Linked DNA regions of Homo sapiens: region 1 is linked to region 2. Evidence: read pairs that join two places in POLR2A ChIA-PET (ENCODE). Cell type or tissue: MCF 10A. All regions are shown on one strand. Each heading gives the region's core, and the rest is flanking DNA. Links, peaks and the distances in the headings are about the cores only. Region 1 has its middle 30 kb from the start of LIMA1. Region 2 overlaps LIMA1 (LIM domain and actin binding 1).

Evidence for each region. Peaks named below come from ENCODE experiments on the same cell type or tissue, not always from the same donor. Only the 100,000 strongest peaks of a DNase experiment are listed, where the experiment ranks them.
Region 1: POLR2A ChIA-PET joins it to region 2 with 24 read pairs; 11 of 35 experiments call an interaction of 5 or more read pairs at or near these places.

Annotation. Positions count from the first base shown.
Region 1 is chr12:50,311,211-50,316,588 of GRCh38, forward strand. No RefSeq gene overlaps it. Among named protein-coding and RNA genes, the nearest start is that of LIMA1, 30 kb to the left of the region's middle. In MCF 10A, for the core only: a CTCF peak has its summit at 3,631; a DNase peak (open chromatin) is centred at 2,251.
Region 2 is chr12:50,217,153-50,222,530 of GRCh38, forward strand. It overlaps LIMA1 (LIM domain and actin binding 1), which reads right to left. Exons shown (of 11, transcript NM_016357.5): 4 at 4,869-5,333. Among named protein-coding and RNA genes, the nearest start is that of MIR1293, 14 kb to the right of the region's middle. RefSeq lists enhancers at 1,052-2,251, 4,732-5,378. In MCF 10A, for the core only: no CTCF peak of the experiment used is centred there; DNase peaks (open chromatin) are centred at 1,439, 3,399 and 4,249.

The sequences.
Region 1 (5,378 bases), core at 177-5,176, 94 kb after region 2:
GACCAGCCTGGCCAATATGGTGAAACCCCATCTCTACTAAAAATACAAAAATTAGCCAGGTGTAGTGGCGGGCGCCTGTAGTCCCAGCTACTCAGAAGGCTGAGGCAGAGAATTGCTTGAACCCGGGAGGTGGAGGTTGCAGTGAGCCGAGATCGCAGCACTGCACTCCAGCCTGGGCGACAGAGCAAGACTCCGTCTCAGAAAAAAAAAAAAAGAAAAGAAGAAATGAAAAACTAGCCAGGCATGGTGGCATGGACCTGTGGTCCCAGCTACTTGGGAGGCCGAGGTAGGAGAATCGCTTCAGCCTGGAAGGTTGAGGCGGCAGTGAGCCATGATTCTGCCACTGCACTGTAACCTGGGCAACACAGCAAAACCCTGTCTTAAAAACATAAAGGACTAAAGAATAATAGTTTTCTAGGATATATCTTAGAGTTAACCAATTTGGGTTTATTTTATTTGATGCATGGTTTGCTCTTCCAGTATGTAGAGTCATGTCTTCTCCCACCTCCACCCAAAGTGTTAATTGAATTATAGTTGTAAATATTAATTCTATTCCATTACTTTTGTTTTCTTCTTCATGGCATCCAGAAATACATATGTTGGATCTGGTTTGATTATTTTATCACTTTGTTTTCAATCTTTTTAATCTTTTTAATTTTTCTTGGCCTTTCTTATTTCCACACTCTATATCTCACATTATATATTTGGTCCTTACTATTCTTTTTGTTGATTGAGGTCACATTCTCTGGGACGCAGATTCTAAGACAGAGACATGTACACATTTGGAATCGACAGTTGTGACAAAGTGAAAGGAGGAGGATTGGACAAGAGTAACAGCTGAACTGTAATCAGTGATGTGCTAGTAAATAGTTAACAACTGGCTCTTGGGGGAGGAAAGCTTTGATTTGTAACATTTGACAATTTCCAGTGTATAAATATGTCTTTCTTTTTTTTGAGATGGAGTTTCACTCTTTTGCCCAGGCTAGAGTGAAGTGGCGTGATCTTGGCTCACTGCAACCTCTGCCCCCCACGTTCAAGAGATTCTCTGGCCTCTGCCTCCATACAGGCACCCGCCACCAGGCCCAGCTAATTTTTTTTGTATTTTTAGTAGAGACAGGGTTTCACCATGTTGGCCAGGCTGATCTCAAACTCCTGACCTCAAGTGATCCACCCGCCTCGGCCTCCCAAAGGGCTGGGATTACAGGCGTGAGTCACCGCGCCCAATCAGTGTGTAAATATTTATATCATGGCTAACTGAAAATTGGCAACATGATGTTACTGAACATGGAGCTGGAAAGAAATGCATAGTAGCTAATCCCAGCACTTTGGGAGGCCAAGGCAGGTGGATCACCTGAGCTCAGGAGTTTCAGACCAGCCTGAACAACATGGCGAGACCCTCTCTCTACAAAAAAAATAAAAAAATTTGGCCTGGCGCGGTGGCTCATGCCTGTAATCCCAGCACTTTGGGAGGCCGAGGCAGGCAGATCACTTGAGGTCAGGAGTTTGAGACCAGCCTGGCCAACACGGTGAAACCCCATCTCCATTAAAAATACAAACATTAGCTGGGCGTGATGGTGCCCGTCTGTAATCCCAGCTACTTGGGAGGCTGAGGCAGGAGAATCGCTTGAACCTGGGAGGCAGAGGTTGCAGTGAGCTGAGATTGCGCCACTGCACTCCAGCCTGGGCATCAGAGTGAGACTCCATCTCAAAAAATAAATAAATAAAATTTAAAAAATAAAATAAAATAATTAGCCGGGCATGGTAGTGCCTGCCTATAGTCCCAGCTACTTGGGAGCCTGAGATGGGAGGATTGCTTGAGCCTGGGAGGAGGGGATTGCGTGAGCCATGATTGTGCCACTGCACTCTATCCTGGGCAACAAAGCAAGAACCCATCTCAAAATAAAATAAAATAAAATAAAATAAAAATGCATAGTAGCACCCCTTCAGGTATATATAGACAATCTCTAAAGAACAGATAATAGTACATGTAGTAAAATAATTAGAAAGTAATATGTATTGAGTGTTTATTACCTTGGTTTTGAATATTATTTAGTTTTAAGTATATGTAATTTAAGTTTTAATAATGGCTGTGTTTAACAACCTGCTTGCAAAATTCCTAAAACCGTAACAATTGGTTCTCACAAGCCAGTAGGAGCCAGTTCCAGCACACCGCTGACCATGATGCAGTTGCAATAAAGATCTCAGCCAATCCCGTGGGGAGCTTTCAAGTCAGAATCCCCTGTCAGAGTTGTCTCACCCTGAGGCAAGGGCTTCTATATCTTGGCATGGACCTGTCACTACATGCAGATGGATCTTTGGGACAGGGTGTTGCCTTGGGTGGAGGGATTCCCTTTGAGTCCCAGAGAAGGATTCAGCCACCATTACCAGCAACTTGAAGTATGAGTGCTCCAGTCCCGAAGTGGGTATTTAGGGAACATACCATAGCATCCACTACACTTATGTATCCTGTAGTTTGTCTTGGTTTCTGTTTTGGGATAGTATTTTTTTCTGGTATAGTTTCACCTGTCATAACTTATGATTCTTGTTTCTGTGGGGTTTTGTTCTTACTGTAACTTTGTATGGATACTGAATTTTTTTGTTGGTTTGTTTTCCTTTTTTTTTTTTTTGAGACAGAGTCTTGCTCTGTCACCCAGGCTGGAGTGCAGTGGTGCAATCTCAGCTCACTGCAACCTTCACCTCCCAGGTTCAAGCGATTCTCCTGCCTCAGCCTCCTGAGTAGCTGGGATTACAGGTGTGTGTTGCCACACCAGGATGATTTTTTTGTATTTTTTTGTAGAGATGGAGTTTCAACATGTTGGCCAGGCTGGTCTCAAACTCCTGACCTCAGGTGATCCACTGGCCTCAGCCTCCCAAAGCACTGGGATTAGAGGCGTGAGCCACCACGCCCGGCCGGGATACTGAATTTTGGTTGTGATTATTATTCATATTTGAGTTTATTTATTATTTGTTTATTTCTGAGACAGTCTTGCTCTGTCACCCAGGCTGGAGTGCAGTGGCAGCGATCTTGGCTCACTGCAACCTCCATCTCTCGGTTCAGGCGATTCTCATGCCTCAGCCTCCCAAGTAGCTGGGATTACAGGCACCCGCTACCACACTTGGCTAATTTTGTATTTTTAGTAGAGACAGGGTTTCACCATGTTGGCCAGGCTGGTCTGAAACTCCTGGCCTCAAGTGATCCTCCCACCTGGGCCTCCCAAAGTGCTAGGATTACAGGTGTACGCCACCATGCCTGGCCTCGTATTTGAATATGTTGGATTTTTCTGGACCAGCTTTTTTTTTTTTGAGACAGAGTTTCACTCTTGTTGCCCAGGCTGGAGTGCAATGGTGTGATCTTGGCTCACTGCAACCTCCGCCTCCCGGGTTCAAGGGATTCTCCTGCCTCAGCCTCCCCAGTAGCTGGGATTACAGGCATGCACCACCACGCCCAGCTAATTTTGTATTTTTAGTGGAGATGGGGTTTCTCCATGTTGGTCAGGCTGGTCTCGAACTCCCATCCTCAGGTGATCCCCCCCAACCTCTGCCTCCCAAAGTGCTGGGATTACAAGCTTGAGCCACTGCACCCAGCCTGGACCAGCTTTTAATAGATGGATCTTTAGAAGAGAATGTGTTTTGAGGGTCTTTCCTGGTTTGGTTTTTTAGCTCAAGAGCTCCCTCTCCTGTTGTCATAGTGTGCCTTTCTTGTAGTCAAACTCTCTGATTTTCCTAGTGTTTTTTTCAGTGGGATACTTATTACCAGGAATATTTATTTTATTTTCCAAAGTGCCTCTTTATCCCGAATGACACACTTTCGCAAGACTGCCACTGTTGTTCCTATGAATTCTCCAAGCCTTATGACTCCTGTTGCCAGTGCTGATACGCCAGGTTTCAGACCAGTTCTTGGCTGTTCCCACTAAGGGTCGGGCACCTTTTTCTGGGAGTGAAACTTGTTGATGTTATCAGGTTCCATTAATGTTTAAGACCCTCCATATTCCCTACTCTTTCAAGCAGCTCCAGTGATGTCTACACACTTGTGGGGGTTCTGGCTGGTTTCCAGGGTATTTTTTCCAACTTGTATGTATATTGCGGATTGTAGCAATCTTTTTTGCTGGTCAATATATGTTGTAGGAATTTTTATTTGCTGTCCTTTTTGCTCTGTATAGTTTTTAGGAAGAGATTGGGACGAGTCACCGGAACCCAGAAGGTGTATTTCTTTCTTTCTTTTTTTTTTTTTTTTGAAACTGAGTCTCACTCTGTCACCCAGGCTGGAGTGCAGTGGCACAATCTCGGCTCACTGCCACCTCTCCCTCCCAGATTCAAGCCATTCTCCTGGCTCAGCCTCCCAAGTAGCTGGGATTATAGGCGTGTGACACCACACCCGGCTAATTTTGTGTTTTTAGTAGAGACGGGTTTTCATCATGTTGGCCAGGCTGGTCTGGAACTCCTGATCTCAGGTGATCTGCCTGCCTTGGCTTCCCAAAGTGGTGGGATTACAGGCGTGAGTCACCACACTTGGCCTTTCTATTTAATATGTATAAATAGTATTGTGCTTTAAATATCCTTTTTTCTTTTCCTTTTTTTTTTTTTTTTTTTTTTAAGACAGGGCCTTGCTCTATCACCCAGGCTGGAGTGCATTGGTACAATCATGGCTGACTGCAATCCCCTCTTCACAGGCTCAAGTGATCCTTTCACCTCAGCCTGCCAAATAGCTGGGATTTCAGGCAAGCGCCACCAAGTCCGGCTTAGTTTTTTTATTTTTTGTAAAGACAGGATCTCGCCACGTTATCCAGGCTGGTCTCGAACTCCTGGACTCAAACGGCCTCCCAAAGTGCTGGGATTATAGGCGTGAACCACCGCGCCCAGCCTGTTTTCATTTAGCATTTGTGTTTACATCTGTGCTCCATATGTACACCTAGTTTGTTACTTTTAGTTGTTACATTTCTCTCACAGTTTGCATCCACCTATTTTAGGTACCCATTCTTGGTTGGTTAAAACACTTGGGCTGGCCGGATGCGGTGGCTCACACCTGTAATGCCAGCACTTTGGGAGGCTGAAGTGGGCAGATTACAATGTCAGGAGTTCGAGACCAGCCTGACCAACATGGCGAAACCCTGTCTCTACTAAAAATACAAAAATACAAAAATCCTCCTCACTTGAGGCCAGGAGTTGGTGCACGCCTGTAAACCCAGCTACTCAGGAGGCTGAGGCAGGAGAATCACTTGAACCCAGGAGGCGGAGGTTGCAGTGAGCCAAGATCACGCCACTGCACTCCAGCCTGAGCGACAGAGTGACACTCTGTCTCAAAAAAAAAAAAAAAAGACAACCGGGCACAGTGGCTTATGCCTGTAATCCCAGCACTTTGGGAGGCCGAGGTGGGCGGA
Region 2 (5,378 bases), core at 312-5,311:
TGACTTAAAAAGCCAACATTGTTCTTTCTCCTATTTTTTCCTTGGATCACAAGTTCATATACAGTCAAGCAAGCACCCCAAAAATCCCAGAATTGAAAACAGGTGTATTCCCTTCAGAAAAATCAAAGCTAGAATGTTTAGCTATTAAAGTGTTTCTCTCCAGACTGAGATCAAGTGACTTCACTGCAGTGGCTCAAGAGTGGCTGACTCCCTCCTTCCAAATCAGCCCATCATAGAACACCTATTGCTAAATAGCAAAAGCCAGAGGCTTAGACTGGATCCCTCATAATTGGAGACTTCAAAGTGTTCAGAACTTCAAGCCTGGCCTTTGAAGTAAAATCTTTTTTTTTTTTTTAAGTACAATTGCAATTTTTTTATTTTTCTCCAGAGGCTAGTTTTTCTTCAGTCCTTAAGAACTCTGCTCCTTATATGGGCTTCGGTGGCAGTCATGGGGCAGCACCGCAGGTCTACAGTGGGGTGGAGGTGTTCGGTCCTTGCGGGCTTCATGACCTTGATTTCTGGCGGTCGTGGGGCAGCACCCGCAGGTCTACAGTGGGGGGAAGGTGTTCGATCCTTGTGGGCTTCATGACCTTGATTCCTGACTACCGTGCTGTGAATGGCACAACTCACACAGTAATGTAGCTTCACATCCAGCCTGGGAAGTACACAGGCATCTAGGACGCTCACTTCAGAAATATCGCTGACTGCCGCAGCCTCTACATTTCAAGCATTTCAAGTGATGAATTTCTTTTCTTTTTTTTTTTTTTTTTTTGAGACGGAGTCTCACTCTTGCCCAGGCTGGAGTGCAGTGGCGTGATCTCGGCTCACTGCAAGCTCTGCCTCCCGGGTTCACGCCATTCTCCTGCCTCAGCCTCCCGAGTAGCTGGGACTACAGGCGCCCGCCACCACGCCCAACTAATTTTTTTGTGTTTTTAGTAGAGACAGGGTTTCACCGTGTTAGCCAGGATGGTCTCAATCTCCTGACTTCGTGATCCGCCCGCCTCAGCCTCCCAAAGTGCTGGGATTACAGGCGTGAGCCACCGCGCCCGGCCTATGATGAATTTCTTAATAAGCCTTGTCATTGGGCACACAATGGGCACAGTTTATGCAGCAAATTGGCTGCAGTGAATAGCGTACACCTGGTTGCGGCCCTCTTTGGTGTGACCATTGTTTCTTCTTTTCTTTGTCATCTTGGAGGTACAGGCCCAAGAAAGATGAAGTAAAAATCTTAATTTGAGGGTGACTAAATGAGTGCTTCAAGACCACTTACCCCAAATCCACATTCTGCAAGACAGTTCAAGAAAAAAGGCAAAGTAGCCGTCTACCTCAAGGCTATGGGCTCCACAGTACTTAGCACAGCTGTACCCAAATGTAAACACTTCCCATGGCGTGCTTCTTCCCTGTCTCCCAGGTTAGTCACAATGATGCCAAGGTGCTCTGTCATTGACATTCTCATCCTTTAAGAATTTCAGGCTGGGTGTGGTGGCTCATGCCTGTAATTTCACCAGCTTGGGAGGCCAAGGCAGGAGGATCACTTGAGCCCAGGAGTTTAAGAACAGTCTGGGCAACATAGCGAAACGCTGTCTCCATAAAAAATTTTAAAAATTAGCTGAGAGTGGTGGTACACACCTGTGGCCCCAGCTATTTGGGAGGCTGAGGCAGAGGGGTCAAGGCTGCAGTGAGCCATAACTGTACCACTGTACTCCTCCAGCCTGGGCAACAGAGTTAAGACCCTATCTCCATAAAAAAAAAAAAAACAAAAACAAAAAAAAAACGCATTTCAAACAATAACAGCAGTTTAATTCTTCCTTTGGAATCTAGGTAAAACTGGTCTTCTCTATAAAGTCTACTATGTTCTGGTCTCATTTCAAAAAGTATAAACACACTGAAGTTAAAACGTGAAATATTAAGAATAAAAGATTCAAAAAGTAGCAGTTGGGGGATGAGTATTCCAAGGTTTGAGTATAAGATTGGCTGTGAGACTATACAGGTAGGTTGAGCTCAGACTATAGAATACCTGACAGAACTGTTAAAAATAATCTAGACTGAGACTGGGCGTGGTGGCTCATGCCTGTAATCCCAGCTCTTTGGGAGGCTTGAGGCAGGCAGATCACCTGAGGTCAGGAGTTCAAGACCAGCCTGACCAATATGATGAAACTCCGTCTCTACTAAACATACAAAAATTAGCTGGGCGTGGTGGCGGGCGCCTATAATCCCAGCTATTTGGGAGGCTGAGGCAGGAGAATTACTTGAACCTGGGAGATGGAGGTTGCAGTGAGCCGAGATCGCACCAATACACTCCAGCCTGAGTAACAGTGAGAGATTCTGTCTCAAAAATAAATAAATAAATAAATAAATATAATCTAGACTGTTTTCAGTATGGACAATGATGCTTATTTACAAACAGCAATAAAACCAAGGGTGGCTGTGTTTTCCACTCCCTAAGCAGTCCATTAAGTGACAAATCAGGAAATTAAAAATGGCACACACAAAAAGCAATGAAACCTAGAAGCCCAGGTGAATCTTATGTCTCTTCCATCTTCTTGTTTTTAAGGGACAGGGATCTTACTGTGTTGCCCAGGCTGGAGTGCAGTGGCGATCATGGCTCACTGCAACCTCAAACTCTCATGCTCAAGCAATCTTCTGCCTCAGCCTCCTAAGTAGCTGGGACTATCAATGCATACTACCACACCTGGCTAATTTTTAAATTTTTAGTAGAGACGAGGTCTGGCTATGTTGCCCAGGCTGGTCTCAAACTCCTGGGCACAAGCAATCCTCCTGCCTTGGGCCTCCCTAAATTCTCATTACAGATGTAAGCCACCGTGCCCAGCCTCTTCCATCTTCCTATACCTTTAGCAATCAATCTGGTGGCCCAGTGCTATCAGCCATCTAGTAGGATCTTTATTTTTATTTTTATATATTTTTTGAGACAGAGTCTCACTCTGTTGCCCAGGCTGGAGTGCAGTGGCATGATCTCGGCTCACTGCATCCTCCACCTCCCAGGTTCAAGTGATTCTCCTGCCTCAGCCTCCCAAGTAGCTGTGACTACCAGCAACGCCACCATGCCTGGCTAATTTTTGTATTTTTAGTGGAGACGGGGTTTCACCATGTTGGCCAGGCTGGTCTCGAACTCCTGGCCACAAGTGATCCCCCAACCTCTGCCTCCCAAAATGCTGGGATTACAGGCTTGAGCCACCACGCCCGGACTAGTAAGATCTTATATGGAAAGTTTTTCTCCTCTCCAAGCAGCCTTAGGGAGATAGGCTTGTTCTGACCCATATCTCACTAGATATTTATGAGAAAAAGTGTCTCACCATATCCTTACACATAATCAGCATTTTTGTCTGCTACAGTCCCAGTCATTTCCTACCTTTGGCCAGTTTCAACATGCAGCAGCCTTTTGCACTGAATCTACATTGTGTGTACTGGCATGACATCAGCTGTCCTGTTCCTAGCAGGGTCTGGGAGGAGGAGACTTACAATGGTGCTTTGAGTCACAACAAAACCCCTTCCTCTCTATTTAGGATTTCTGACATTTTTTCCTTCCACTTAAAATTCTTCTTCCCATTTAAATAAAACAAATTTTTAAATTAAAACCATAAAGGGGAAAGAAGGAGTTGGCAGGACTAAAGGTCTAAAAACTTGAGAGGGAAGAGAGTTAAGAAACGTTATAAAACTGCTTTGTGGTTACATCTCTTGCCAACTGGTTTCACTGTTAAAGTAGAGCTAAAGCTCATGCACAGAGAAGTGTTGTAGCTTTACACATCGTCAAAAACTCGCACAACTTCAAACATGACCCGCAAACATTCAAGAACTTTTCTAATTCTAAGTAGAAAAGTGACTGGCACTGCAAGTCATGGGAAGGGATTGACAATATCACATCTAATATAACTGAAGACTACAGGATGAGTTATTTTTTATCTCAGAAAGAATGCTTAATATTATTATATTACTTTCCAAACATAGGGACTTGGGCCAAATATTTAGCTTAAAAAAAATCCAGCTTTCCCATCTAGGTGGAATCTAGAGTAACAGATGGTTTTGCTCCCCATCAGGTCTGTTTATTTCATTATAACGACTGTTGTAACGAACCATCCCCATGTACAAAGCCAGATATATAGGAAAGTATGAGAAAACTGGAAAAATTTACCAGCTCTGTGGCCTCTGGATTGTGTTATAAATCACCAGCATATGTAACTCATTTTCTAGTTAAGTAATTCCCTCTGGGGACGAGGTCTGCAATCCACATGAAGGATCAAATTTCATTAGCAGTTGTAGGAAAACGCAACCCTGTGCATTTGCAAGTCAAAACTCCCGAAAGCTATAGCTAGTCTGGCTATCTTCATTGATTTTGCCTGAGAGAGGATTTTAGCTGATAGAAAACATTTGTTGGAAGGCACAGATGAGGAAGTTGAGAAGAAGAGAAGGGATTCAGCTAGCAGAGACAAGTAAGCCTCAGTCTTAATGTTAAACTCCGGCCTTAACACTCAGTCTGCAGCTGTGTCCAAGCAGAGAGCTATTCAGCAGTAATTCCACCCCCAAAGCTACAAATGATAAAGAACACAGGAAGACAATTTAAAAGGGCAAGTGTACAAAAACACATAATCCAATCGGTATTAAACTCTCTTCATTTCTAGATACCAATTTGAATCCCAGTGTGAACCTGATTTAACATGAAATTGTGTCAGAGACTCACAAATCTTAGCATCTATGTAAATAATGCATTTGAGACTATTAACTTATCTAACTGGAATCAAAAGACATACTGACCACATATTCGCCTCTACTCAAAATAGCTAGATTGGAAAAACAGCTTTGTTTAGTGCTTGAATTGGCTTTCTCAAGTTTCAAACCCGCCCAATTCTTACCTTAGTTTGAGTTGGTTCACCTTTCTCAAACATCATCTTAAGCCTGTTCAGCGGAACATTATATTTCTCTATTTTGCCCGAAGCATCTGTGTTTTCACTGATTTCTGATTTTTCTACTTCATGCCTGGATTCTCCTAGACAATTTTCCATTTTTTTACTTTCTGTTGAGTGGTCTTTAAGATCCTCACCGTCCTTGATGTGGGGATATCGACCCTGAACGAGGGCTTCAGGAGGTGACCTGAGTCTAGATCTGGGGTGGATTTGTTCTTCTTGGTCAGCTTTGGCTCCAGAAGCAGCGTGGCTTGTCACTTCAGCAGGAGGATGGTCTGCTCTGTGCCTAATCTCAGTGCTGCTGTTCCGTAGAGAGTCTGTGTGAGACTCTGCTCCCAGCCCTGGGTTCTCCCACTTCTTCTTTAACACAGTCAGGGTCCCCTTTCTAAAGTGCTGGGAGAGATTTTCGGTGTTCTAGAAGAACAAGAAGTAGATGCCAGTTATAACTTGCCTGCTGAA